Regions from separate parts of the Homo sapiens genome. Here regions 1, 2, 3 and 5 are each linked to region 4. The links are chromatin contacts, found by Hi-C or POLR2A ChIA-PET in ENCODE. All regions are on one chromosome and are shown on one strand. Each heading gives the region's core, a stretch centred on a gene start or an enhancer-like site at or near the end of the contact. The rest is flanking DNA. Distances are from core to core; before and after follow the strand shown.

What was found. Hi-C counts contacts between places; a loop is a spot of excess contacts on that map. ChIA-PET counts read pairs that join two places held with the same protein, here RNA polymerase II (POLR2A). Pooled maps may share reads with other maps.
Region 1: a pooled map shows a loop between it and region 4 (3-fold over the local background). The contact joins the enhancer-like site here to the promoter of GPR171 in region 4. A Hi-C loop is called at or near these places in 3 of 50 pooled maps. POLR2A ChIA-PET finds 5 or more read pairs at or near these places in 2 of 52 experiments (activated naive CD4-positive, alpha-beta T cell and naive thymus-derived CD4-positive, alpha-beta T cell).
Region 2: a loop to region 4 is called in a pooled map, with 11 times the contacts of the local background. The contact joins the enhancer-like site here to the promoter of GPR171 in region 4. A Hi-C loop is called at or near these places in 4 of 50 pooled maps. POLR2A ChIA-PET finds 5 or more read pairs at or near these places in 2 of 52 experiments (activated CD4-positive, alpha-beta T cell and activated CD8-positive, alpha-beta memory T cell).
Region 3: a loop to region 4 is called in a map of CD4-positive, alpha-beta memory T cell, with 13 times the contacts of the local background. The contact joins the promoter of PFN2 here to the promoter of GPR171 in region 4. A Hi-C loop is called at or near these places in 2 of 168 maps with a recorded cell type or tissue (CD4-positive, alpha-beta T cell and CD4-positive, alpha-beta memory T cell) and 3 of 50 pooled maps. POLR2A ChIA-PET finds 5 or more read pairs at or near these places in 1 of 52 experiments (naive thymus-derived CD4-positive, alpha-beta T cell).
Region 5: a loop to region 4 is called in a pooled map, with 3 times the contacts of the local background. The contact joins the promoter of LINC02917 here to the promoter of GPR171 in region 4. A Hi-C loop is called at or near these places in 2 of 168 maps with a recorded cell type or tissue (both naive thymus-derived CD4-positive, alpha-beta T cell), 1 of 37 single-sample maps with no recorded cell type and 11 of 50 pooled maps. POLR2A ChIA-PET finds 5 or more read pairs at or near these places in 6 of 52 experiments (activated CD4-positive, alpha-beta T cell, activated CD8-positive, alpha-beta memory T cell, activated T-cell and 1 more).

The regions. Positions count from the first base shown.
Region 1 is chr3:152,593,963-152,599,291 of GRCh38, forward strand. No RefSeq gene overlaps it. Among named protein-coding and RNA genes, the nearest start is that of P2RY1, 240 kb to the right of the region's middle. RefSeq lists enhancers at 2,411-2,510, 2,874-3,544. Within about 2 kb of position 2,214, at least 18 of the 41 ENCODE cell types and tissues checked have a DNase peak (open chromatin) inside an H3K27ac peak, as active enhancers do.
Region 2 is chr3:152,299,905-152,305,300 of GRCh38, forward strand. It overlaps MBNL1 (muscleblind like splicing regulator 1), which reads left to right. Exons shown (of 10, transcript NM_021038.5): 2 at 1-463. The coding sequence starts at 290. Among named protein-coding and RNA genes, the nearest start is that of MBNL1-AS1, 33 kb to the left of the region's middle. RefSeq lists an enhancer at 2,630-2,729. Within about 2 kb of position 2,192, at least 23 of the 41 ENCODE cell types and tissues checked have a DNase peak (open chromatin) inside an H3K27ac peak, as active enhancers do.
Region 3 is chr3:149,966,943-149,972,293 of GRCh38, forward strand. It overlaps PFN2 (profilin 2), which reads right to left and starts at 3,953. Exons shown (of 3, transcript NM_053024.4): 1 at 3,783-3,953; 2 at 1,416-1,608. The coding sequence starts at 3,914. It overlaps LOC646903 (a long non-coding RNA gene), which reads left to right and starts at 4,337. Exons shown (of 1, transcript NR_036538.1): 1 at 4,337-5,351. RefSeq lists silencers at 3,149-3,408, 3,429-3,478, 3,489-3,728, 3,939-4,018, 4,249-4,308 and enhancers at 4,154-4,685, 4,686-5,216.
Region 4 is chr3:151,201,036-151,206,444 of GRCh38, forward strand. It overlaps GPR171 (G protein-coupled receptor 171), which reads right to left and starts at 2,181. Exons shown (of 3, transcript NM_013308.4): 1 at 2,069-2,181. All of the region lies in intron 16 of MED12L (mediator complex subunit 12L), which reads left to right.
Region 5 is chr3:152,202,142-152,208,063 of GRCh38, forward strand. LINC02917 (long intergenic non-protein coding RNA 2917) reads right to left here and starts at 3,286. Exons shown (of 3, transcript NR_186000.1): 1 at 3,232-3,286. LOC101928166 (a long non-coding RNA gene) reads right to left here and starts at 3,288. Exons shown (of 3, transcript NR_136178.1): 1 at 3,232-3,288. RefSeq lists a silencer at 839-1,133.

The sequences.
Region 1 (5,329 bases), core at 964-3,463, 1.4 Mb after region 4:
TTTTTTTTTTTTTTTTTTTTTATTATACTCTAAGTTTTAGGGTACATGTGCACATTGTGCAGGTTAGTTACATATGTATACATGTGCCATGCTGGTGCGCTGCACCCACTAATGTGTCATCTAGCATTAGGTATATCTCCCAATGCTATCCCTCCCCCCTCCCCCGACCCCACCACAGTCCCCAGAGTGTGATATTCCCCTTCCTGTGTCCATGTGATCTCATTGTTCAATTCCCACCTATGAGTGAGAATATGCGGTGTTTGGTTTTTTGTTCTTGCAATAGTTTACTGAGAATGATGGTTTCCAATTTCATCCATGTCCCTACAAAGGATATGAACTCATCATTTTTTATGGCTGCATAGTATTCCATGGTGTATATGTGCCACATTTTCTTCATCCAGTCTATCATTGTTGGACATTTGGGTTGGTTCCAAGTCTTTGCTATTGTGAATAGTGCCGCAATAAACATACGTGTGCATGTGTCTTTATAGCAGCATGATTTATACTCATTTGGGTATATACCCAGTAATGGGATGGCTGGGTCAAATGGTATTTCTAGTTCTAGATCCCTGAGGAATCGCCACACTGACTTCCACAATGGTTGAACTAGTTTACAGTCCCACCAACAGTGTAAAAGTGTTCCTATTTCTCCGCATCCTCTCCAGCACCTGTTGTTTCCTGACTTTTTAATGATTGCCATTCTAACTGGTGTGAGATGATATCTCATAGTGGTTTTGATTTGCATTTCTCTGATGGCCAGTGATGATGAGCATTTCTTCATGTGTTTTTTGGCTGCATAAATGTCTTCTTTTGAGAAGTGTCTGTTCATGTCCTTCGCCCACTTTTTGATGGGGTTGTTTGTTTTTTTCCCAAACAGCATGGTACTGGTACCAAAACAGAGATATAGATCAATGGAACAGAACAGAGCCCTCAGAAATAATGCCGCATATCTACAACTATCTGATCTTTGACAAACCTGAGAAAAACAAGCAATGGGGAAAGGATTCCCTATTTAATAAATGGTGCTGGGAAAACTGGCTAGCCATATGTAGAAAGCTGAAACTGGATCCCTTCCTTACACCTTATACAAAAATCAATTCAAGATGGATTAAAGATTTAAACGTTAAACCTAAAACCATAAAAACCCTAGAAGAAAACCTAGGCATTACCATTCAGGACATAGGCGTGGGCAAGGACTTCATGTCCAAAACACCAAAAGCAATGGCAACAAAAGACAAAATTGACAAATGGGATCTAATTAAACTAAAGAGCTTCTGCACAGCAAAAGAAACTACCATCAGAGTGAACAGGCAACCTACAACATGGGAGAAAATTTTCGCAACCTACTCATCTGACAAAGGGCTAATATCCAGAATCTACAATGAACTCAAACAAATTTACAAGAAGAGGTCACTGTTTCCCACCCACACTCATAAGGTAGAAAATTCCTTACACAAAAAAAGCAAGATGTATGCTGGGCATACAAAAAGAATGACACATGTTCATTATAAGAGAACAGAGTATATTTAGTGATAAATTAGCTTTGTGGTAAAAATATTTTACTATGAAAATGGTAACACAGACCAGGTACAGTGGCTTATGTTTGTAATTCCAGCACTTTGGGAGGCTGAGGTGGGGGGATTGCTTGATTCCAGGAGTTTGAGACCAGCTTGAGCAACACAGTGTGACCCTGTCTCTACAAAATTTTTACAAATTAGCTGGGTGTGGTGGCACACATGTGTAGTCCCAGCTACTCATCTACTCAGGAGGCTGAGGTGGAGGTGGGAGGATTGCTTGATCCCAGAGGGTTGAGGGTACAGTGAGCTAGGCTTATGGCACTGCACTCCAGCCTGGGTGACAAAGTGAGACCCTGTTTCAAATTATAATAATAATAATAAATTATTTAAAAAATACTAAGAGAAAGAAGAAAGAAAGAGAGAGAAAGAAAGAAAGAAAGAAAGAAAGAAAGAAAGAAAGAAAGAAAGAAAGAAAGAAAAGAGGTAATATAATTGATCTAGGGTTAAGTGAATAAAGTATAATATATTTCTCAGTTCTGATTATTCCAAGGAATCTTTTAGTCTGGTGTCAGGGAGAGAATGGAGACCACAAATCTCTTTCCTTTTCTTCATAGCAAGATGGAAGAAGCCAAAGATTCGAGCTCTTTCTCTCAAATGTAGCTTTTCAAACAGCAAGTCCTAAGTCTCAAGTTAGGAAGTGAAAGTGTCATAGCTCTCTGATGCTGGCTAAAATTTTACTTTAAGTTTCTTGTCCTTGAAGAGAAACAGGAAGCACATTTTCTTATCAGCCAAAGCAGAATGAGTTCTTTTAGCAAGGTCCCACCCCCTGAGAGTGAACTTTGCACTGCCCAAATATGTGCGTGGAGCTCATTTGTGCTCTAATTGAATCCTTTAAAGCAACACAGCTGGAAGACTCAGATCTCACTTCCTTGATATTCTACAGTCTGCAGTTCATTTTTGCCAAGCCAAAAAGTGACTTGTGGAGGGAAAAATAACCCTAACAACAACAACATTTAAAAAGAAACAAAACCAGAGGAACTATCTGACATTTTGGTGCATCAGTTTAGTCAGTATATTCCTGCTGCTCGGAATAATTTCTCTGGACCTAGAACTCAACTTCTTCTTAGATAATTTATAATCATGGAAACCATACAGATCCCTGAGGTCAGGGAGCCACAGCGAGACCACATCCTTTGTTTTCATTTCTCAGCTCCAAGTTAAGCTGCTTATTGTGCCTGGATCCAAGATGTACAAATCATCCAGAGTGGCTGGGTTGTGTAAGAATGTTTCAACTGGCATGATGCCTGCTCTATCAATACAAATGGCTTAACTATTTTCTGATAAACCAAAGAATCATCCTACATGGCTCTCCTGAAACTGTAACTGTCTCTGAGCTGGCAGAGGAAGACTTGCAAGGGTTTTGTGTTTGAGAATCATCTGCAGATTGAGTTTTACAGGAGCTGGTTCCCTTACTTTGACACCCTGGGAGCAACTTCATATAAAGAACAGATCAGCATCTGAATATGGAACAGTAGGTGTCAGGCCTCTGAGCCTAAGCTAAGCCATCATATCCCCCGTAACCTGCATGTACACATCCAGATGGCCAGTTCCTGCCTTAACTGATGACATTCCACCACAAAAGAAGTGAAAATGGCCTGTTCCTGGCTTAATGGATGACATTATCTTGTGAAATTCCTTCTCCTGGCTCATCCTGGCTCAAAAGCTCCCCTACTGAGCACCTTGTGACCCCCACTCCTGCCCACCAGAGAACAACCCCTTTGACTATAATTTTCCTTTACCTACCCAAATCTTATAAAACGGCCCCAACCCATCTCCCTTCGCTGACTCTCTTTTCGGACTCAGCCCGCCTGCACCCAGGTGAAATGAACAGCTTTATTGCTCACACAAAGCCTGTTTGGTGGTCTCTTCACACGGACGTGCATGAAATTTGGTGCCATGACTCGGATCGGGGGACCTCCCCTGGGAGATCAATCCCCTGTCCTCCTGCTCTTTGCTCCATGAGAAAGATCCACCTACGACCTCAGGTCCTCAGACCACCAGCCCAAGAAACATCTCACCAATTTCAAATCCAGTAAGCGGCCTCTTTTTACTCTCTTCTCCAACCTCCCTCTATCCCTCAACCTCTTTCTCCTTTCAATCTGGGCGCCACACTTCAATCTGTCCCTTCTCTTAATTTCAATTCCTTTCATTTTCTGGTAGAGACAAAGGAGACACATTTTATCCATGGACCCAAAACTCCGGCGCTGGTCACGGACTAGGAAGGCAGCCTTCCCTTGGTGTTTAATCACTGCAGGGATGCTTCTCTGATTATTCACCCACGTTTCAGAGGTGTCAGACCACGCAGGGACGCCTGCCTTGGTCCTTCACCCTTAGCGGCAAGTCCCGCTTTTCTGGGGGACTTGCCAACCCCTTCTCTCCATGTCTCTACCCCTTCTCTGCTTTTATGGGGGAAGGGCAAGAACTCCTCAACCCCTTCTCCTTCACCCTTAGTGGCAAGTCCCGCTTTTCTAAGGGGCAAGAACCCCCAATCCCTTATCCCTGCATCCTGACCTCTTATCTCTGTGCCCCAATCCCTTATCACTGTGCCCCAATGCCTTATTTCCGTGCCCCAACCTCTTATCTCCATGCCCTGACCCCTTATTTCCATGCCCCGACCCCTTTCCCACTTTTCTGGAGGGTAAGAACCCCCGAACCCCTTCCCTCCATGTCTCTACTCTCTCTTTTCTCTGGGCTTGCCTCCTTCACTATAGGCAACCTTCCACCCTTCATTCCTCCTTCTTCTCCCTTAGCCTGTGTTCTCAAGAACTTAAAACCTCTTCAACTCACACCTGACCTAAAACCTAAATGCCTTATTTTCTTCTGCAACACCGGTTGGCCCCAATACAAACTTGACAATGGCTCTAAATGGCCAGAAAACGGCACTTTCAATTTCTCCATCCTACAGGACCTAAATAATTTTTGTCGAAAAATGGGCAAATGGTCTGAGGTGCCTTAAGTCCAGGCATTTTTCACACTTCATTCCCTCCCTAGTCTCTGTTCCCAATTCGATTCCTCCCAAATCCTCCTTTTTTCCCTCCCACCTGTCCCCTCAGTCCCAACCCCAAGCATTGCTGAGTCTTTCCAGTCTTCCTTTTCTACAGACCCATCTGACCTCTCCCCTCCTCCTCAGGCTGCTCTTCACCAAGCTGAGCTAAGTCCCAATTCTTCCTCAGCCTCCGCTCCTCCACCTATAATACTTCTACCACCTCCCCTCCTCACACCCGGTCTGGCTTACAGTTTAGTTCCATGACTAGCTCTTCCCCACCTGCCCAGCAATTTCCTCTTAGAGAGGTGCCTGGAGCTGAAGGCATAGTCAAGGTACATGTACCTTTTTCTCTATCAGACCGCTCTCAGATCAGTCAATGTTTAGGCTCTTTCTCATCAGACCCCACTAAATACATACAGGAATTCTGATATCTAACTCTGTCCTACAATTTAACCTGGAGTGACTTAAATGTCATCCTGACTTCTACCCTCTCCCCAGATGAACGGGAAAGAGTTTTTTCTCTAGCCCAATCTCATGCTGACAACCGCTGGCTTCATGAGCCAGACCTCCAGGAAGGCATTAGAGCAGTTCCCCGAGAGGATCCCCAATGGAACTACCAGGCAAATTCCCCAGGTATAGCTAGGCGAGATTACATGATTTCCTGCCTAGTTGAAGGGCTTAAAAAGGCAGCTTACAAAGCTGTTAATTATGACGAGCTTAAAGAAACTACCCAAGGTAAAGACGAAAACCCAGCCCGGTTCATGGC
Region 2 (5,396 bases), core at 942-3,441, 1.1 Mb after region 4:
ACCAGGCCCTACTTTTAAACGTTCATCTACTTACAATCCTAGTATTTCTCTAAAAACCAAAACCTCTTTGAATTAACAGTTTCATGCTGTGAATTTCTAGTGGGAGATCTTTTCCTTGATATTGACGACACAATTTTCCATGTACTTTTAAAGCAGGGAGTGGGGAAAAGTATTTTGAGGGGACATTTTCATCATCAGTTCAGCTTTTTTTTTTTGGTTGTTGCTCTTTTTTGGGGGGGTTGGGTTTGTTGGTTTCACTGAAACATTTAACTACCTGTAAAATCTAAACATGGCTGTTAGTGTCACACCAATTCGGGACACAAAATGGCTAACACTGGAAGTATGTAGAGAGTTCCAGAGGGGGACTTGCTCACGGCCAGACACGGAATGTAAATTTGCACATCCTTCGAAAAGCTGCCAAGTTGAAAATGGACGAGTAATCGCCTGCTTTGATTCATTGAAAGTGAGTAACTATTATATTCTTTTAAGGATATTCAATGATTGAATGAGGGGTATATGGACATACAGTTCTCTGCATATGGGATTATGGATTGCTTTGTTCATAGTTTAGTTATACAGTGTGTTGATGATGTTGGGCTGGGGAACTTTACGAGAAGCAGTAGAATCAAGTCTGGCCAAACTTTGTTATGAATAACTTTATCAGTCCTTTCACTGCATGTTTTTTTTTGCTAGGGCAGAAAGTGTTGACATATTTTTCACTTAGTAATGGCAAAGTGTCTGTCTGTCCCTGGAAATGGTAAATGTAGCTACCTGTGAGTGTTTAGCATATGCATATATTATATATAAGGCCATGGCAATAGCTGAATGAGGATGATTTTTATTTGTTGGTAAAGGCATTGTACAGTTGCAAAAGAGAAGCAGATTTAAAATCAGCTAAACTTGGATAGACTTTTTACTCTTTTAATATTTTGACATTTTAGATTTTCTTTTTATTTTGTGGGCATTTTATTTTCAGGCCAGAGCCACGCATTTTATGGAAAATGTAACTAGAAGTAAGGTGCTGAACTGCTGCTACAGCACCTTACCTGAGGCACAAACTTTGTTGCATGTGAGTTATATAAATAAGTAGAAACTCATAAGTACTATTGTTTATTGGATTTTTCCAGCTTCAAAAATTCTAATGTGAATTAGCAGTTTATTTTCTGTTAGATCATGATTTTTTTTTATTTGTAATAGTCTTAGCTAGAAATGTTAAAAGTTAGCTTTTGTGGGCACCATAATACTAAAATATTTACTTTAGTGTTTCTTGACATTCAAAAATGTCATTGGATTTGTAATTCAGGTATCATATTTGAAAATGAGTCTTTTAAAAGATAACATAAATATCTTTATTTTGACACACAAGGTCAAGACTAGAAATGTGTTCCTGGGTACTTTCAGCCTACTTGGTTTAATCAAATTGCTTTTGAATATGAATGTCCTAATTTAATTCTTTGGACCTTTGAGGGGAGGACACTATCACTTCTACATATGTAGAGAAGTAAAAGTCTCATAGATCCATCTTGTCTTTAAAAATATATGGTGCTATAATAATCTTTTCTTTAATAACATCAGGGTGAGTTATGAGTTAATTGTTTCAGTTCATTGTTTCCTGGTCCATTTTAGGCTGTTCATTTTGCTAAAGTTTTTGCCAAAGATTTCGAGAATATGATCTTTAGAGTTGAACAGAAAGGAGGTATTAACAACAAAAATATTTTAAAATGTTAGATTCTTCTTAATGTCATAGTCCTAAAGATCAATAAGCAAAAGTTATAAACTCCCATTGAGACTTTCTTCACCCTTTCCTTTGAGAGGCATCAGTGAAGGGCACAGTGGTTGTACCTCCGTGAATGTGTATTCCTAAATTCATGCTGGCTGAATTCAGGTGTAATTAGAGACTGAGACCCATAAAATGAGGGGCAAGGAGCTAATTACTCTTGTCGGTAACCAGCTGTGGCCATAAGTAACCCTGTTTTGACCCAATTAATAGTAAATCCAATTTTTAATCCTACAGACAGTTGATGGTGCACTCGTAGCTGCAAAATGAAGGACATTAAATTTGGCTGTGACATTGAGTGGTTACACAGAAGACCTGCTTCTACAACATTTGGAAACATTGTGAAACATTACTATTCAGTTGCTATTTTTCCATCTCAAAATATTTTTTTTTAGTTGCTGCTCACTTATGGCCACAGAACAGTCCCTTTTTGAGTAAAGCAGCAAGGTTGCTTAATGACATGCTATGTGGTTAACAAGATTCAACTGCCACATCAAGGACTTTAAATAATTTCAAGATTTTAAATGTATTTATGAAATGAACTCATTACAGCAGCTAATCAATGCAAACTTTGTCCTTTTTCTTTGTCTTTCTAAGAGAAACTGAATTTAATTTAAATTTAAATTACAGTGTCTAAAACTTGGTAAAATATTTTAAATTTGAATAAGAGGAAAAAAAAAACATGAATTTATTTATGATGGAGCTTCATACCCAGGACAGTAGCTTCTTAAATGTTAGTAAAATAATTATGTTAAGCATTAAAACAATTTTGAATATGTAATTAAGCATTTATGTTAAAAAACATGTTTCTTACGTGTGTGTGTATATATTTATAACTGACACATGTGATTCTTTGTACAGTATTTAGAATCCTTCCCTTCAGATAGCAGTCCTCTTGTATTCAGTCTTGTGGCTAAAATAGATCAAAAACATATTTTAAAACTGTTAAAGTAACTGTATGACTCATGCTTGAAGTTCTGAAATTTGGGAGCGTTATGAGGTTTCCATGCCATTAACCGCTAGATCATTTGCATTCTCTCACAGAGTAAACGGAAAAAAATTTAGAAAACTTGTAATAATCCTGACTTCTTTAATAAAATGTGTCCTGTGTATTGCTTAAATCCATAGTCCAGCCTTTTCTGAGTTCTTGAGCCATGAGATGGAGGTGGCCTGTGTAATCTACTATTTTTAGAAAGTTAGGAAAGCAAACCAAATACTCTCTGAGAGGACCCTATGAAATGGCTGTACCCTTCAGCTGTGCTGCTTCAGACTTTGGCCAGGCTCCCAGGTGACTTACGTTAATAGCAGACTTCTAGTTAGAAGAGGAGAATTTATTTCATTAAAAAAAAAAAAAATAAGTCAAACAGTTCAAGAAAGTATTCATTTATGTAAAAGAAGTCAATTGGTATGTTACTAAAGATAATAGGAAGAAAATTAGCTCACTATTTTAGTTGCATACTGATGATTTTAAGGTTTAAATAATTAGATTTAAATATACCGTATGTAAATGTAGAAGTCTGTATCGTAATAAATCTGTTGCTAAGTAAAATGGGAATACATGACAACGAGGAATGTAGGTATTAAGAATGTCAGAATTAGAACGAGAACAGTAAAAGAGCAAAAGCTGTAATAATGTGTGCTAGTATATAAACAATACTCTAAATACTTAGTTTCTCTAATTTTCCTTTTACAATTGCAGTTTTAATTTATAATAGTCTAAGAGCGTATTCAAGCTGAGACTTAAATTGCTTACGTGCTATAGATTTAGGTGTATTAGCTATTTCAGAAATCCAGAACATTTGCAAAGGTGCATTATTTTATGCCAAAGAGGATTATGTTCCCCTATGGCTTGTGAAAGAGATAGGAAAAAAGAAAAGAAAAATATTAACACTGCAAGCCACCATTAGAAAATTATATTTCAAAAATGATGTTTCAAATCAATGACAAATTGCCTATTCAGTCATGAGCTCTCAACTAAAATTTGGGGAGTCAATGTAAAGAAAGCCTACAGAATGTATTTTAATATTTGCCAAGTTATTTATACCCTCAAAAAAAAAGCTTTTACGATATGATCAACAGAAATAGACTTATTGTTTACTGAATTCTATTTCAAATACCCATTCATTTTTCAGGTACTAGGGATGGGAGAAAGAGAATATAACCTTTATATTTACTATCTATTTTCCAAAAATCTAGCAAAATTCTTTTACCTTTGAAAACTTTAGTCACTTGTTCCTTTATCAAATTGAGCCATTTTATTTAAGATAATTAAAATTTCTTTTTGCTATATACAGTGATATCTATCTATAAATAGCACCCCGATCAGATTTATCATAGACACATTTGAGATCAGATTCCACTGCAAAGTGGCATACAATCAAGGGTGCTGAGAACAGTTTTAAAGAGCCTCTGCAGGCTTAGCAGAATATATGAAGTATGGAAATTAGGTATTAGAAGGCACACAAATATATGTACATACAGGTAAATGAACAACTAAAGCACTCAAAATCAGTAAGGCAAACAAGTATCCAGATGGTCACATATGGATTGGATGGCATAACTAGACATGATAAAGTAGTCCCAAAGGTGGTTATAGTTAAATTTTAGAAGATCCTCTGTTGCTAGCATGGTTTATCCTCAATCCAGAAATTGCCTGTGTTGCTGCTGTTCTAAGCCCCAAGCATAGACTTTTCATCATATTTTAAAAACCAGTTTCACTGATAATCCTGATAAAATATCTGCAAGTTTTAGACTAAATATGCAATTTTCAATTAAAATTTTGATCTATTAGGGTCCTAACTGGAATCACTGTTACCAGGAAGTTTTTTTGTGGTTTGATTTTTAACCACTGGTATCTCCCATGTATTAAAACTTTGACAGATTATTATATATACTGTGCTGGCACATATATTCAATGTGTCTTTCAGTGACAGATTGACATATCACTTCCTTGTTTTCTCCTAATAACTTAGGAGATGAACTAACTATAAGGCATAACCTGCGCAGCAGTATGTTTCATATAAAAGGTCCCTAAGGAGAAACTTCACAACTTTGTAAAGAATATCCTGTGAATATGCTGCAGTGTCATCAACTCTGACATAAACCTTTCTTTAATGAAATTCTCAATAGCTGCAGTTGCTTTGGTGAAACTAGTAATTGTATTCATTTGCCTGTTTATATTAGAACTTTTTTAGAAAACTTTTTTTTATGAGTAAAGGTTTTTTTAGACTATTAGATAAATTGTAAACCATGTTTCGAATCAAGCTACCTGCTGCAGTAATTCTAGAACTATTTATTTTGCTTCATATTATAAGATTTTGGTACACTGCGTCTACTTTTTTTCTCATGAAATCTTGCTTCACTGTGTGAGTGTGACAAACTAAAAACAATTTAGACCTCAAGCAATGTGGCACTTACAGCTGAATTCAGTTTCATTGTAATTCAGATGTCTGAAGCTAATCAAAATTCCACGGAGTACCCTTGAAACAATTGCATATATAAGGCTGTTTCTCACTTAAAAGAGACAATGCAGTGTGGGGTGAATTGTCTTTTGAAGAACTGTATGACACATGCCCAGTTCAGGTGAAAGGTGAGAAATGGAATGTTTCTCAGACCTAGC
Region 3 (5,351 bases), core at 2,703-5,202, 1.2 Mb before region 4:
TAATAAACCTGGGGAGTTACTTACTTACAAACTCTCCCCAAATTTTAACATGCTTGATAAGTTTAAACTATTAAGTTTTACCAGTGAGGCTAAATGTATCTATTATTTCCAGAGGAAAATGAAGATCAAATTTTAAGTAGCATACTCAGTATCATTCAGAAAAGGCCAAATTAAATTATTTAAGGTGTTTGCTTACTGATAACTTCACCGTAGTAGCCTTGTTTTTAATTGCGTCTAAAAAAATAGGTTTACGATTTCTAATTGCTCTTCTATGATGCAATTCAAAGGTGTATAACCCAAAATATATGTATATGTCAAATTTTATATTCACTACCACTAGATGTCAGTAGTGCTGTATCGTATAAAATATTCTGGTTTTTTGTCTTGTGTTTGACGCTTCTTTTCAGCGTATAGTGCAGCTAAGGTTTAAAGAGATTTGTCACTATTTCAAAGTCATCTAATTTTCTTATAAATCCTTATAAACATCAACTCACACCAGAATACGAGTAACTTTTAGGATAATCACAGGGAGCTGGTAGAGCCATAGCATTAATTATAACTCACAGCAGCTTCAACTCCCCTCACATGGTAGAGCTGTTATTAAAATTAGATGTGCCAAGTCAGCTATGTGAGGCTACAGAAGCACTCTCTATTTACAAAATATTCGTATGCGTTAACACATTAAAATGTATTTGTAAATCAATTAGATGTCATAATAAAACTCAATTTCAAAAGTTTATTTTGAAAAAGTAGGGAGACTTCTTTAGTGCAATTAAGAGTTTCTATAATGCTGACAACAGTCTGGAGACACCTGAATTTCTGGACCAAGTATACAAACTAAATGTAATTTCCTACTTTTCAAATCTAAGTCTCAGACACAATCTTTGAAAATATTTCAGTGAATGGACAACTTACTCCAAAATCCTCATCTAATTATCTTTTCCCCAGCAAAGTTCCTAACTGAAAAATGAACGGATGTTAATTTTTCCTTCTTTATGCTGAGTAGTGAAATGGTTAGAATACAAGCAAGAAAAAAAAGAAAAGAGATCCAAAGGTCAAACACACACCAAAAGGGACTAAAATAACCAAGTGATTCGAACAATTTAACAATCTGAAACACCACAGGATTATGATTTGACATGTCAAGCAGTTTAAGAGACTTTTAAGTTTAATAAAGCTGAAAGTGAGTTCATACGAATATTCTATCGTAGAAACAAAATCAGGATCTAAGAGGCCAGGTCATAGATGCTGTAGAGTAGGTAAAACTAAAGCAGTGCTTCTCCATAGTGCTGGGCAGTTCACAAAAACCACCTTAATAGCCATTATGGACTAACTTTTATTCAAAATGTTAAAAGAAACTGCTTAATAAGTTGTAATGTGGCATGCAACTTTAACCAAAAGAATGCCTTACTCACCTCTACCAGCTCTGCCGACAGCCACATTGTATGTTGGCTCCCCACCTTGACTCTTTGTCCGGATGTCCATTGTGCAGTCACCATCGACGTATAGACTATCTCTGATCACTGAGCATTTCTTCGCGCCAAGAGTCAAACCGTTGGTAAAGAAACCTTCCCGGTCTTTTCCTACAATCATATCTATTTCTATTGGCTGCCCCCCACCAAAAAGAAAAAAAAAAAACACACACACATTAAGTTGTAGTTAACTCCTTTTAGGGCTTGATGTAACAGGAAGGGCTGTAGCTAGGCTTATGCTACCACTGCCAGATAGCCACATTTCACTAATGTAAAACCAAGATTCAGTCTTTTCTAAATAATTATTTAATCCTATATAATCACATATTTTACATGAGTTGATTTGACTTCAGTTAATGATGTCGTCTCTTAACCAAGACCAGTCTATACAAAGAAACTGTAAAGAGTTGACAGTTGACACTAGACAAAGTGCAAACTTAAAGAGTTATTTATAAACTGTATTAAGTCAGCTGGTGCCTGAAAGTGTTCACGTAATGGTAAAAATTCAGCTATCAACTCTGAACAAAGCTGGTCTATCATATTCAGTCCCATTACAGTAAATCATGTTTCATCAAATTTAAAGTTGCTTCAAAGTCTCCCAAAATAAAGCCTGTTCTTTGATGTGTTCACTTCTCTGCTTAGAGTAACTAGAAATATACGTGATGAGATGGACTTCAACCCCTGGACATCAGTGCTTTTCCAAATTCATATTTCCCTCCTATTTTTCTAGCCACGACTCCCGTTTCTTTCCAACTTCCCTTCCCCTCCCATCTCAGTAATCAGTTTTCTTTCTGGGCAAACGCAAAGTGGATTCTGTCTACAGCACTGCGGTAGGCAATAGTAAAACAGAAAAAATGGAGGGAGATTGGGAAAGAAACTGAGGTAGCCACCAGAACCGGAAAGGAGAAAACGTGCATTCTAACATTCCATGAATAAGAAGGAAGGCGTCGCCCCCATCAGAACTGCAGAGTCATAGCAGGCCCCAGCCATTTCCAAGCACACTCCCGCAATCTTCCTAGTCAGACAGCGGGAACTCACACACAAAGACAAGAGGACTGCAGGAAAAAAGTTGATGACCAGATGCCAATTCCCTACAAGAATTGTAGTCCACTGCGGGTATACGAGACCTTAAAGTACTACTATCAAGGACTGAGTTCTAAAGTTAGACTTTAAACCATGTTAAGTGGTAAAAGAATAATTAGCACCCTTAATAGGGGACCTGAATTTTGGTGCTTAATGGAAAGGGAGCGTGGTGCTAAGAAATAAAGAGAATGGTCTCGTATTTAGTACAATTATCATAATTTTAGAAACAGCCTTGGGCAGAAACAGGCAAAACAATAAGCTGGAGGTTTTGTGGCAAATATTCTCCAAACATATTGCAACCAACTCAAAACCATCAAGTCTCAAGAAAATCAGGCAATGTGAAGCATAAAACTGCATTAGTTCCTTTACTGCCACCACTAAAGAGGGAGGGACTTAGAGAAGTGAAGTGTGCTCCTGGTCTTCGCAGATAATTGAAAGCCCCCGAAAAGCACCCCTTTTTTGAGCTATGTTGCATAACTGGGGATAACCGTATATCGATGAATCTCCATATGAGAAGAGAAATCAATGGCAGTTCGCCATCTTGGAGAATTTAAAAAAAAAAAAAAAACAACCTATAGAGCTAGAGCTGAAGTCGAGATTCACGAATCCACCTACGCGGTCGGCGTACATCTCTCGCAAGCCCCAGAGGCCTGGACATCGGTAAACCTACGCAAAGTCGCTTCGAGAATCCCGGGGGCCGGGCCGGGGCCGCCGCCTCCCACAGCCGGAGGCGCGGGAGGCGCGCTGTCCGCGGAGCAAGAGCCGGCCAGAGAGCCTAGGGACCTCCACCCGGGGCCCGCGCGCCCCAGCCCGGATCCCCGACCCCCGCTTCCACCCCAGAACGTGCATAGCAAACCTCAGGGCTTCAAGAGAACCTAGGGGAACCGCACTAGGAGGAAAAAAGGAACCCCTCCCCTTGCCCTGGCCGGTGCGTGCCCCCTCCCCCAACCCGGGCACCTGGACCGACGCTGGGAACGCCGGGGGCGCCCGGCCAGGGCCAGCAAGGAGTCCGGCCGCCGCCCCCAGCCTGTCAGCGCAGCCCCGGGTGAGGGGGCGTCCCCGGGCCTCGGCCTCCCCGCCCGCCCGGCAGCCGCATCCTCGGCGCCCGCTGCCTAGCACACCTGCGGGCTCGGCCCTCAGTGTTCCAGCCCCGCGCTGCGGTGCCCCCGCGGCCGGCCACCCCGCTCCGGTGCAGGGACCAGGGTACCGGCCGCCACTGGTCCTCACCGTAATGCTCTGAAAGACGCCCCCGGCCGTGGCTGCCCAGACGTATTTGGCGTCGCAGTAGCCGACAATGGCGGCCTCCTGGCAGCAGCCATCGCACATCAGGTTATCCACGTAGCTCTGCCAACCGGCCATCTTCGAGCCCTTCGCACTGCAGCGCGGACGGCGAGGAGCAGCAGGCGCAGCGGCGGCGGCGGCGGTAGCGGGCGGCGGCGGCGCGGGGGGAGGCGGGGCGGGGGCGGGGAGGAGGCGGCTCTGCGCAGGCACCGACCGCCCCCCTCCCCGAGGAGCTGCGGCGGGAGGACGCGGGTTCAGCGATGAGGGACGAACCTCAGAGCGCGCTCGGCCGCCCGGCCGCCCGCAGCCGCGGGGCTGACAAACCAGCGGCGGGAGGCTGCGAAGCGGCTGTGCCTGTGGCGGCTGCTCCTTACCGCAGCGCCCTCCGTTTTCCGCGGACACGGCTGGGCGTGCGCGCGCGCGTGCGTGCGATCCTTCCGCGGCGCCCGGGCACGGAGGGTCCCGGGAAGGGCGGGGGGAGACTGAGGCGGGGGCGCGGAGGGATACCGCCCCGGGACAATCACGGCCGCCACGTGCGGGAGGCGCCGGCCGGGAGCGGTGGCGGGCCGAGCTTCGGACCTCGGGCCGGCGGAGAGGGTGGACCCCGCGTCGCTCTCGGCACCCCAGGAACAGCGGCGGCACGGACGCCTTGGAGCCCCGCGGCCGGGCCGCGATGTGCTTTTCTCCTGTGTTCGCTGCCCGGGATGCGGAATCTTGAGCCTCGGTGTCGGGTTACAGAGTTGTCCTGGTGACGGGATGCGGAGCGTTTCCTCCTTTTTGTTGTGGGGGCGGCTGGTGGCAGGGGCAGCTGGTGGCAGGGTTGCCCACGCTAATCTCCGAGTCTCTAAGGGCACCGTCTTTCCTGGATCCCTCTTGCGCCTCGTCCATAAAGGCAGACCCGCGGGCGCGCGCCGGCAACCTGAAATCAGAGCAGGCGTCCGTGGCGCTCAGGAACCTTGCTGAGCTTCGCCGATCTTTCATTGTTGCTTCATTTGGGTACCAAGGGCCTCTCATTCTGTGGATTCTTTGCCTGGAGGAGCCCCCTTAATGTTGCTAATCACGTGTGGTTAAATTGCTCGTAAATTCCGAACAAAACAAATAGCGACCTGTGTTACACTGTTTCTTGGTAACTGGGAAAGTTACTGGTGGCTTGAAGTATACGCAGAAAATACAAAGATTAAAAACTAGGGAAGAGTTCACTGAATGAACACCGTAACATTTCTGCTCTGCAGGGTAAAATAATTTCGGGACCCAGGTCTGGGAAAGATTTGTATTAACAAGGTAAACGGTGGGTAGAGTGCCTGAGAAGCTATTCGTATCGTCTTTGGTAGCCTCTGGGCACTAGGACTAGACATGGAATTAGGGGTCCCCCAACAATGACTTCAATTTTAGGTTAATAGAAACCATCTGCCACTTAAGGGAAAGAAAGCACCAAAATGTAGATAAGTTGATGTTCACCCTTAAAGTTATCGTGTGAGGTCATGATTTGTAGGAGGATTAAGGAATGTATCTCTG
Region 4 (5,409 bases), core at 931-3,430:
TAATGATTATTATTATATCTGCCAGTCTTTACTAAGGGCTTACTGTGTGGGCAGGAACTATGTTCTAAACAATTTTTATGTAATAAAGCTGAAATAAACTATTTTTAACTTTTTACCAAAATACTAAGAATATAAGTTTAGGCTTTTCGTATATTTTGCTGTTCTATGCATACAACCACGTGCACACACTCTCTCTCTCTCTCTCTCTCTCACACGCACATTTAAAAACAAAACCTAGGCCCATCCAATAAGTTTAAACCAACTTTGCTCTCAAAGCTTCCATAACCTAGTTTCTCTCTACCATCTCTACTTACATCCCAGATTAAGATTGGGATTGGTGGGGTCTCTATTATTCTGTGTACAGTTCCTTCCTGCCTTTATACTTTTGCATGTGATAGAAATTTTGGAGTCATAGGATTTTAAGGATGGATGGAAACTTTATCGATAGCCTGTAGTCTAATCCCCAAGTCAGTTGAGGAGATTGAGGGCTGGCACTGGTGTGTTCCTCAAGCTTTCACAGCATGTTCAGGCAGGACTAAGATCTGTTCTTATTGGTCATCTTCTAAGCGCTCTGCATTTATCCTTACTATTCCTGAATCCTGCTTATTCCAGAGCTTTAAGGAAGCTCCTCACATCTGAAAGCTACTCCAGGCTTTACCGATGTCCTTGGCGACCATGAATTTGGATAGTTACCATTTGTACCTTGGAATTTTGAACATACTTTTCTTCTTTATGTGAAAAACTAGTATTCGTGTGCATTGATATAGTGTCACATCTTTGCTTATTGTTACTTTCTAAGGCCCTAGGATTTTGGCTTACGCACTTCTATTTCAAATATTACATAATAATGGTAACATAATGTGTTTCTTTAAGTGCTCCATTGCTTGCACAACTATAAAATAAGTCTGTTGTATCAATGAGACGTATATGGTAAAGAGAAGAATTAGAGTAATTTATTTTGATTAATTTTCTCTGTAGCTAGAACTGACGATATATACCGTACATGAATAATTTATCTGAAATGAATAATCATTCAGTAATTCTCAAGAATCATGGAGCATCTCACATTTCTCACATTTGTGTTTGTGAACTTTTGTCTAAATTGCAGTGAGAAACAAATCTGTTTATTTAAAATTTTTGCTTATGTAAATTAGAGGTTAAAATATTGTATAATAACATCCTGTGTTCTGTGTCACAAGTTTGAGAACTAAGTGCTTAATAAATATTTTACCAGACAGTTACTTACCAGTGAAAATGTGAGATACTCAGAAGTAGTGCAGCAACAACAATACAAGATTTTAACTGTCTCTGTAGTTTGGATAGAGTGCCCATTGCTTAGAAAATAAATAAACTGGCTGGGCACAGTGGCTCACGCCTGTAATCCCAGCACTTTGGGAGGCTGAGGCGGGTGGATCACTTGAGGTCAAGAGTTCGAGACCAGCCTGGCCAACATGGTGAAATCCTGTCTCTACTAAAAATACAAAAATTAGCCAACGCGGTGGCGGGCACCTGTAATCCCAGCTACTCGGGAGGCTGAGGCAGGAGAATTGTTTGAACCCGGGATGTGGAGGTTGAAGTGAGCTGAGATCGCACCACTGCACTCCAGCCTGGGTGAAAAAGCGAGACTCCTCAAAAACAAAACAAAACAAAAACAAAATAAAAGCTTATTAGATTTTCTATGGGAATCACAGTGGAATCTTCTTGAAATCACCTATTGTAATGTTTGTAGAGGAAAGTCATCTTAAGGCCTGTTGTTCCCTGTTGTGAAGATCTACAACATGGCCTCTATCCACCCAGTTATAAGATTGAGTTACTGAATAGTTATGCTCGCTCAGGTATTCAGTCTGGTGTCAATTATCCTGTCTTTTGGAGACAGATGAATGGGTTCATCAGATATAAGAAAATTATAGTGTCATTCACAGCTAGGACCTATTTAGAGTTTAAAAATTGATGCTTTTTTTTTATACAGCTTGGCTTTTTCTACTTATAAGCCTTAAATACTGAAAAATCACAATTTTGTTTTCCACGGAAAAGCATTTGAATATATTAAGTGTTTAAAAAGACATACCTGGGGCTATCTTCTGTGAGCCTCAGCAAGCCTTGCTGCAAGTCTTCAGAGAAGCATGAGCTGTTTGGTTAGCCGCAGCAGTAGCAACCCCATTGCAGGCTGCTGGCTTTACTAAAAATTTCCTTTCCTTTTTGTGTGGTTTTAAAATGTTGCATATTGACGTAGATGAAACTGTGGTTTGCAAGTAGTTTAACTTTATGAAAGTCTCCTAAAGAAGTTTTTTTAATGTATACAATTTCATGTATGCTTTCTTAAGCAATTTATTTGTCATATTTTTTAGAGAAAAGATCTTCATTTAGTACCTAGCCTTTTTTTTTTTTTAAAGTATCCAAGGTATGTTTTGTGTCATAATGATTTCAAAGAATATCACTCTTCATGCCTTGATGGGGATTAATAATTAAAGATATAAGGTGTTTAAGCAAATATTTTTTCAGTATATATAGTAACACAGCATTTCAAAGTTAAAATTTAAAAAATAGTTGCAGTTTTTATTCCTGCTGAGACACCTATTATTAAAAAAAGAAGTAAACAAAAAGATGTGTTTTACAGAGTCAGCTAATGTATACATTTTATTTATCTTATTTTATGTTCATTATAGAAAAATCTGGAAATAGAAATAAAAAAGGAACATCATTATGCAGAGAGATAATTACTGTTAATATTTTTGGTACATAAGTTTTAAATTTTTTCTATGCTTATGTATTTCCACTTAGATGTTATTCATACTATTTTATAGTTTATAATTTTTCATTGAAGAATATATTATATATTCAATTTATGAGATTAGACTTGTAATAAGTATTTGTCTGTTTGACTCAAACAGCCTGATGAATTGGAATAGTATTTAGTAATTAATAGATTGTGTGTAAAGGAACCCTACAGTGTGTATTTAAGTTGTTTGGTTAAATGTTCATTGTGTCTGTGGCAGAACTAACTGAATGTTTGAAAGAAGCCTAGCATGCTGGGGGACCTAACAAACATATTTTCAAGAGTTCTGAATTTTCTGGTTCAAAGTTGATGTGTTAATGCAAAGCCATTGCCTGGTTATTTAGGGTCTGGTTTCTTCTAATGCTTCATTGGCTTGGTAGGTGCTTTGGTTTCTTTTAATAATACTTGGTCAGTTTTCTGGATAAGAAAAAAGAAGATACCTTTCCAGGATCTAAAATTAATCTCTTGGTATTAGTTTTTAAAAAGAAAAATGTCTCAAAAGATGAAATGAGAAGTATCTAGCTAGGGAGAATTTAGGGAAAGTCTAAGGAGACTTTTGAAAAAAATGTAAAGATGCTTATGATGATATTGGTCACGTCTCAGGTATTCTGACATTCTCCCAAATTCATATAATTATTATTTTTGCCAGTGAAGACCATAAATTATAAACTAGGAGGGAAAAAGCAAATGTTTCTCAAACATTTTATGTTAAGAACCACTGTGAACTTCATCATCATAGTGCTAGGAAAGGATCTTTCTTTTAAGATATGTATGCTTCAACATTGTACAGGACTCACTGAAGAACATACTTGTAGAAAAGATATATTTGCAGACAAGTAAGTGAGAAGTGATCAGGGTTTACATCCACTGGAGGGTAGAGGAGATGAAAGGGAGAGAATTTAGAGATGAGTGGAGTTGACTGCAAACAGTGGTGAATGATTTTACCATGGCATGGAGAAAAACTGGGATGAAAGATTTTTGACAGTTTCTGTTTTGCTTTTTTTAGTTAGGTCTCTTTATATGTTTACTTCCTCGGTTCACTTTAAGGTTGTAGACACAATTGAAAAGTACAAACAATTGTACTTAAAAATCTACCCAGACCACAGTTTCTGTGTCTGGATTGCCAAATGTGAAAGCACTGAAGTGCCCTTGTTCTCAGAGTTCTATTTAATTTTTAGAATAGTGAGAATTAATCTTTTAATAGATGAATCATATTCCTCCTTCTGAGAATGAGCTTAGGCAACCTGGCTTTGTGTGGAAGTTTATTCACAGTGGAAATACATGTAGTTTTCATTTTTTAATACTAGTTTCATTTGATTTTCTATAAGCCACTTTTTTCTATCTGTTTCACTGAGGACAAGTGTTTGTGACTGTACTTAGTGTTCCGGGAAGTTGCATGTCATCACTAATACACACCCAAGCGGGAAGAAGTGAGGTGAAGTTATTTTTCCCTTACCTTGGTCATGGCAGTACTTTTTGTTAAAGAAATAATCTATTCATTACTTATGAATATTTCATGGATATTTTGTATGTGTAAAATAAAAATTAAAGCTAAATTGTCCACCAAGTTATGAATTGAGAAAGAAAATATTTTCTGTGGTCAACTCTCCTATCCATACAAAACGTGCTTTTGATTTTATTGAACACAAATACCAAACAACGGTATTTCAGTAGAAATACTTGCTTTGAATATTTAGCGTTTTTAAAATGTGCTTTTTCGGCATAGCATGGAAGCCATTTGGAACTAATGAGGAAGGGGAAAGCAAATGTTGGGGTCGGTGGTCACTGCCACAGCCGGGCACAGGTCTGAGGACTTGTTTTTGTTAAAACAAGCCATGAGATACAGGAGATTCTGCCTCTTACAGATGGGGAAACTGTGGTGCAGAGAAATTAAGGCCCACTCAAGCCTGCACAGTTAGACCCTAGCGTCCCAGCTCTTAGTTATGCTTCTTACAATGAAATTGCTGGGGACAGTGATTACAATGGAGGCCATCAGGTCAATCCGGTCCCCCTTCCCATTTAGTATTTGTAACCATTTGAATTTGCATGCCATTGGGTGGTAGAACAGTGTACCACTGTTCTTGCCTTCCTCATGGAGTTTTCAGCCTCTGGAATGTGAATTTGGGACGCTCTTACATCAAAATAATTTACAAATGGAAGATTTTTATGATCAGTCACTTCTGCCACAGCCTGTGCAACTCCAGTTCAGCCCTCTCTCTATAGCCGTTGTGCTTCAGGGTTATGTTTTGAAAGAAAATAATTTTTTTTTTTTTTTTTTTTTGCACATAATATTCTTTCCCACCTGCGTTAGCCCAAAGATTTTTTTCTGTGCTCTGAGATTGGTAGCTTTAAATCTGAGAGTGACTGATGTGATTAAGCAGTGTAGTTTTAAAGTGAAATGTAGACGTATGGTTTCCATGTTACTGTTTCTGTATTATTTAAATTCTGCCTTGTTTTTTTTTCTTTACTGAAATGGAGAATACATGTTTGGAAATGATTTGAAGGCAAATTTGTTTTTTTCACATTCTTGGAATGTGAACTCAGTTAAAAGAATGGCTGGGTACATTACCCTGTCATTTCCCCTTGACAGTCCTTTTGGTTGTCTGCCTTTTTGTTGATGTTATTGCGTCAAC
Region 5 (5,922 bases), core at 2,036-4,535, 1.0 Mb after region 4:
GAAATAAAAAAGACTTTTGTATCTTTATATTCCTATGGTACTAAAAATATTTTCCAAGAAGGGAAATACCATTTCCTAACATTACACAAAATACATATGATAGATGGACAGAGGTTTATATAGTCATTGAAAGAATATTTCAGATTTTAAATTTTAATTACTTTGTTCATATTCAAATTCCTCTATCAATTCTTTATTCACAGCTGCTATGTGAATCCAAGCAAATTTTTCATCTAGAGACCCTCTCTTGCAAAATCTTTAAAGACAGTTGAACTAAACAATTCTTATGTCCATGTCAGCCCTAAAATCCTACATTTCTGTGTTCTAACAGGTTAATTAATATGGTTTCTAAATCAAAGCATAATAAAATTATATTAGGTACCTTGTTTTTGAGGATGAAAGAGAATATGCTCAAAAAGCTTTATTAATATTTTTCAGGTATACTGCTATATGTCAGCTAAAACTTTGGAAATTAAATAATTACATAAAGTATTATGACTATAACTGCTGATTATATAGAACACATGTAGGCACAAAACATGCATCTAAAAAAGATCTTGCTTACTTAAAAAAAAATCCTGTTTTTAGAGCACTATTTGTTTTGATAAGATAAACCATTTGTGTAAGGCACAATGAATGGCAAAATTCTTTTATCTTATCAAATAGAGGGTTACATAGGAAAGGATGCATTCTCCAGAATTTTGATAGTGTAAAATATTTAATACTGTAAGAGTTCTTAGTGGATCAGTAAAGACATACCATGAAAAGTTATTTTTGAGGAGTACTTAAGCAGTTACAGTGTTATCATATGAAGGCAAATTATAATATTCCTTCTTACTAGCCAGGCCTCCATGTACTTTTTGATCTTTTCCCTAAATGCATTTCATATTCCTTGGTTATATCTGAAGAAAGCCAATACCTTTAGTCCAAACATAGGAGAAAAGTAATCGGGGCTTTCACTGCAATCCAGTAGATGAATACATTATTTATTGATAACCTTTGTTATGTGTACACAGCTGGGGATGGAGGTGTGGTCAAAGTGTGGTAGAGATCACCAGAGGACACTTCAGACACCACTAGGACTGGTATGGCTTTCTCCTCTTCACTCCTGTTTTAAAGATTGCTCAGACTTTTTCAAGAAATGTGTAGAAATATGTTTGAGGCTCAGCATGCTTCTCTTATTTTGCTGATGAAGAGTCTCTGGCATTAGCCAGACTTCTTGGAATAGTAATATTTTTTAATAGCAAACTAACATGTCCTCTAACAAAAACCTTCCCTTCCCACTTTTTTTTAACCAGTTTGCTGAGTATCATGTTAGTATTCACTTTTTTCTTCATAAGAGCCTAAAATGCCTTGCATTTTGGCAAAGTGAATTTATTTTATTTTTTAGCTTCTACATTATTTAAAACAAAAAGTGTCGACTGCTTGAACTTTCATTTTTATATCAATCAATATTTCCTGGTCTCCTTTTCAAACGAGCTGACTTTTCTGAAGATTTTTAAGAGGCCACCTGATTTCAGGAGTAAAAATAAATAAATGAGAAGAAAGTATTTACTATTTTCAACTACATCTGTGGCAAAGAATCAAAATGTGCATATATCCCAACTGCGAAGTATCTCTAGTTAAAATATAAGCTGTTTAACATTAACTTTAATGTTAGCAACCTCACAAATGCCTTCTCTACAAGTCAGGGCCTCACAGAAAGCCATAAAAGGAAAGGAATATAATTTCTCTTGCTGGCACTTACTGAAAAGCTAAAATAGAATAGTAACAGAAATCATATTTGCCAGCCCTAACTGAAGGAATTGTGAAACATCTCAGAAGATTGTAAGTTATTATAAAAATGTTGTAATTACCATGCTATTAACTATGCCTTATAGGAGTTGAAACTTTTGTTTAACCAAAAATTATTTCAAGAACAGACAGCTAATTACTTACATTTAGAAAATATATTGCATACAAAGATATGGAGCATTTTAAAACGTAGCTTTAGGTTGAAATGCAGTAGTCCATTTTTTACTCCCTAATAAGAACTAGGATTTTTGAAATGATATTTTCAAGTATAGTAATAATATCTTTGAAATAATTCACTTATTTTTCCAGTTGCTGGCTTCAAAAGATTTTTAAAAACTGTGTCATTTATTTCATAAATTCTGAATTCTTTAAAGCAAACATGAGTGTGTGAAAGTTAGTTAAAGCACACCTACAGTAAGAAATTACGTGATTCTTACAGTGAGTTATTGCTCTTTTTAAAAGTGATTCATTGACTATGGCTTGGGTAGCTTAACCCTTTGAAGTACACATATCTGCATATACAGATTACACATGTTTTGAAAAAATGAGTAAGTTTTGAATTACAGGTATGTATGTGGAATTGTGAGGTCAATACAGAAAGTTTGGATAAAATGCCACTTTGGCAGAACGCTAAAGATTAGTGTCAGCTGTGGGATCTTTTTGTTGATGTAATAATGCACATTTCAGTTCACCTTAAACAATGACTATCTTGACTACTGTATTATGTCATTATATACTGCATTTATGGCTCTTTCAGGAATAATTGTGAAAGCTTTATTGAATTATTTTTCATTTCTTTTCTAATTACAATTTTCAATTTATGTCATATCCAAGGGAACATAACAAGAAACTAAATCAATTTATTTCTCTGTGTTTCTTTTTTAATAAAAAGAAAACTAAGCTTTTCTGATTTTTTTCTGAAATTGCTTTTTTATGCTTTCTTAAAAACAAATTTATCTTTAAATTTAAATTCAAATATGAAACCCCTTGCCAAGATACATGTTTAGCTTTTTTTTTCCTTCAGAGAATTTTTTTCCTGGTAAGAATAATTTATATGGCTGAGGCTTTAGTCCCAAAACAGTTTTAAATTGAAAAAAAAGTGGCTTTTAAGAAACCGAAATGCCCATTTTTTGTCTTAAATGAGTCTACCAATGCCTCCTTTCTCCTTTCCTCCACTATCCTCCCTCACTCACACTTCAACAAGTATACCCCCACACTATTTTTCACACTGTTTCTTCCCTAGAGTAAGTCCTTTTCAGGCTACCTGGTGGTTTGTCCACAGCCTAGGCAATGCAAATATCACCCAAATGAGTCCCTGAGATACATGTTAATAGAAGCTATACAATGTAATGTTAAGAACCAGTTGGCTTCTCTGTCTCCAAATACTGATCTAATACATGTTTGCAGATTAGATTTACAATGGATGAATTTACATACAGTTCTGTGCTCTGTAGAGAAATGTAGTTGCTTTAGAGTCGGAACGGCAAAATGTGGCTCTTCTGAACCTAGAAGAGAAAATTCTGACCCCTCCTCCTTCCCCATTTTAATGGTTTGACTAACCACAGACAAACACCCTTAGCATATTTGGGGAAGTAAGTTGTTATTTTATCGGTTTGAGGACTTCTCTAAACTTATCTTTTATATGCTCTCCAGCCCTAGGCTGTGATGTTTTCTGGTTGTCTTTAAATATCTGAAGAGGCAAAAGCTCTTGCTCTCAGTTCTTATTAACTTCTCGTCACAACAGGAATAGTCTGTTAATCTAATTTGCCTATAAACTTATTTTTTTCTTTCCTTGGTTTTCTACCCATAACATTCCCCAACTTAATTTGCTGCTTGGAACTTCTATATTGAAGACCACCCATTTCCTTATCTATTACCTGCTCATTCTTCACTGTGTCTATGGATATATCTGATGCTCTCTATTCTTAAAAGGATGAGAAAATAAGAAATAGGAAGAAACTGAGGGGTTGTTTTAAAACTCAACCAATAAATTATTGACATTACACCTAGCTGATACAAATCTATACACTCGTGGGTTCAAGAAATTTCATTTTCTTTTACGATCACGATTTAAAAGTGTAATTCTAACTCTGAGACATCTTCCCATTGGGATGACAGGAAATTCAATCCCAGGCACTCTCGGTACTCCCCATCTTCTCTCCCTCCTCTTCCCCCAGGCCCAGAGTGTTAAGGAATAGAAGTCACAAATATGATGTGGAAACAGTAAAAGGTGGCACCTTTTCAAGATTGTGCCCCTCCTCTACATAGGCCCATCTGATTTCTGATCTTGCTTGGACAGATCTTCTGTATTTTCAACAGAAGGCATAAATGTGAATTTTTATGTGAATTCTCTCAAATTATAAATATTTATTTAAATGATGCCATTTAAAAATATATAGCTTTAAGCCAATTCAGCCCATTGGCCACCATTTTACAACTTCTATCTTGGACATGGTAAGTGCCATAAGGGCACTTGCCATCAGGCTGCTTCGGCCTTTCTGCCCTGCGTGAAGGCAAGGGTCGGCCTGGCTATCTGTCTGATAACTTTTCAGAGCCCAGGGGCTCAGGGGAGATGCTCACTTAGATAGCCTCTACCCTAACATTTGGTGATTATCATTTATTACAGAGTACTTTGTGCTTCAGGAGTTCTCTAGTTCTAAAGGTTATTTGCACAAGCAAAACAATAAAAAATTAATTACACCAAATAGTAGGCATTGCATGGTTCTTATCAGGTGAAACTAGAGGAAGTATTTGGCATGTTTCTTTATTCTTTGCAGAGATTCCATAATTCCAACACTATGAGGAATATATTGGTAAAAGGAGAGAAGCTGGTGTCTGGCCCCCTAATACATGATGTGCTTCAAAAGTCCAGGCATGAGCAAATAGAAGATGTGTGAATCTGGACATGGATAAGGGAAAGAATGGAAAATAAAATTGCAAGAGATGATGTAGAGTAAACTGGATAGGATTTGGTACCAAAGATATAGACAGTGATTGGAGGAGGGCAGAGTAGACACAGATGTCTACAGTTTAAGGACTCTATGGATAAGAGGATGAATTTTCCCTTCAACAAAATATTGACTAATGCCAAATTAGTTTCAGATGATCTATAATCAGTTCTATTTTCAACAAATCAGATCATGACTCTCCGCATCTTAAAAGTTTCCATTGGCTCTCTGATACAAATGGGACACATTTTAGCCTCTTCTACTTGGTCTAAAAAGTCCTTTAACATACAACCTCAAACTGCCTCTCTAGTCCTTACATAGCACCCTGAATGCTCAATATTCTACATCTGCTCAAACACACTATTTTTTTCTTTGTTGTTTCTAAAACATGCCAGGCAAATGTCACAAGTATGTTGTATTCTCTGTTAAATTGGCAGAATAAGTTTATTTAAATCAGTTTGTGCCTAAAACAGCTCTCATTTTAGCTCTTGCCTATCTTTCCCCTACCCAGATCCTTTGAAAACAACTTGAGATAGTGTACAGAATTATGGTCGTCCAATAGGTTTTTACTTTCTTAAGACTGATTATTTCAGTGAAAATAAAAATTCTCTACCATTCTTACCAATTAAGTCACTTTGAACAAGTGACTGACTGTTTTTTTTTTAAGTTTGGGGTGCTAATTGTGAACATTAAATAAGACCATGTTTGTACATTAGATAGTCAAAAAATGTTAGATTCCAATTAACTGATCAGCAATTTGGCCAAAAGGAAATTGAGGCCACAAAAATACAGGAAATGGGAAAAGGGAGTGAAGGGTAGAAGAAAAAAAGAGGAAATATAGATAGTTGTATCCCTCCAACAAAGTCCCTTTAGATACTGTTTACTGGTAGACAGTAAATAGGCTCTTCCTAGAAAATTTAAAACATATATTTGTTAATTTATCAAGTGCTAGAAGTATAAATTTACTTAGTAAAATACTACTTCTATTAAAAAATTAGATAGCTTTGTAGATAACTTATAAAAATACTTGATTCTCATTATCTATTGTGTCAACAAATCTTTAAAATGAGTACCATTCCCTGTCAAAATCACACTAATGCCATATTTTTGCATAAAGTAAACATTCCTGATGACAGATGGAGGGCAATAAATATGCTTGAGAAAATACCTTATATTTCAG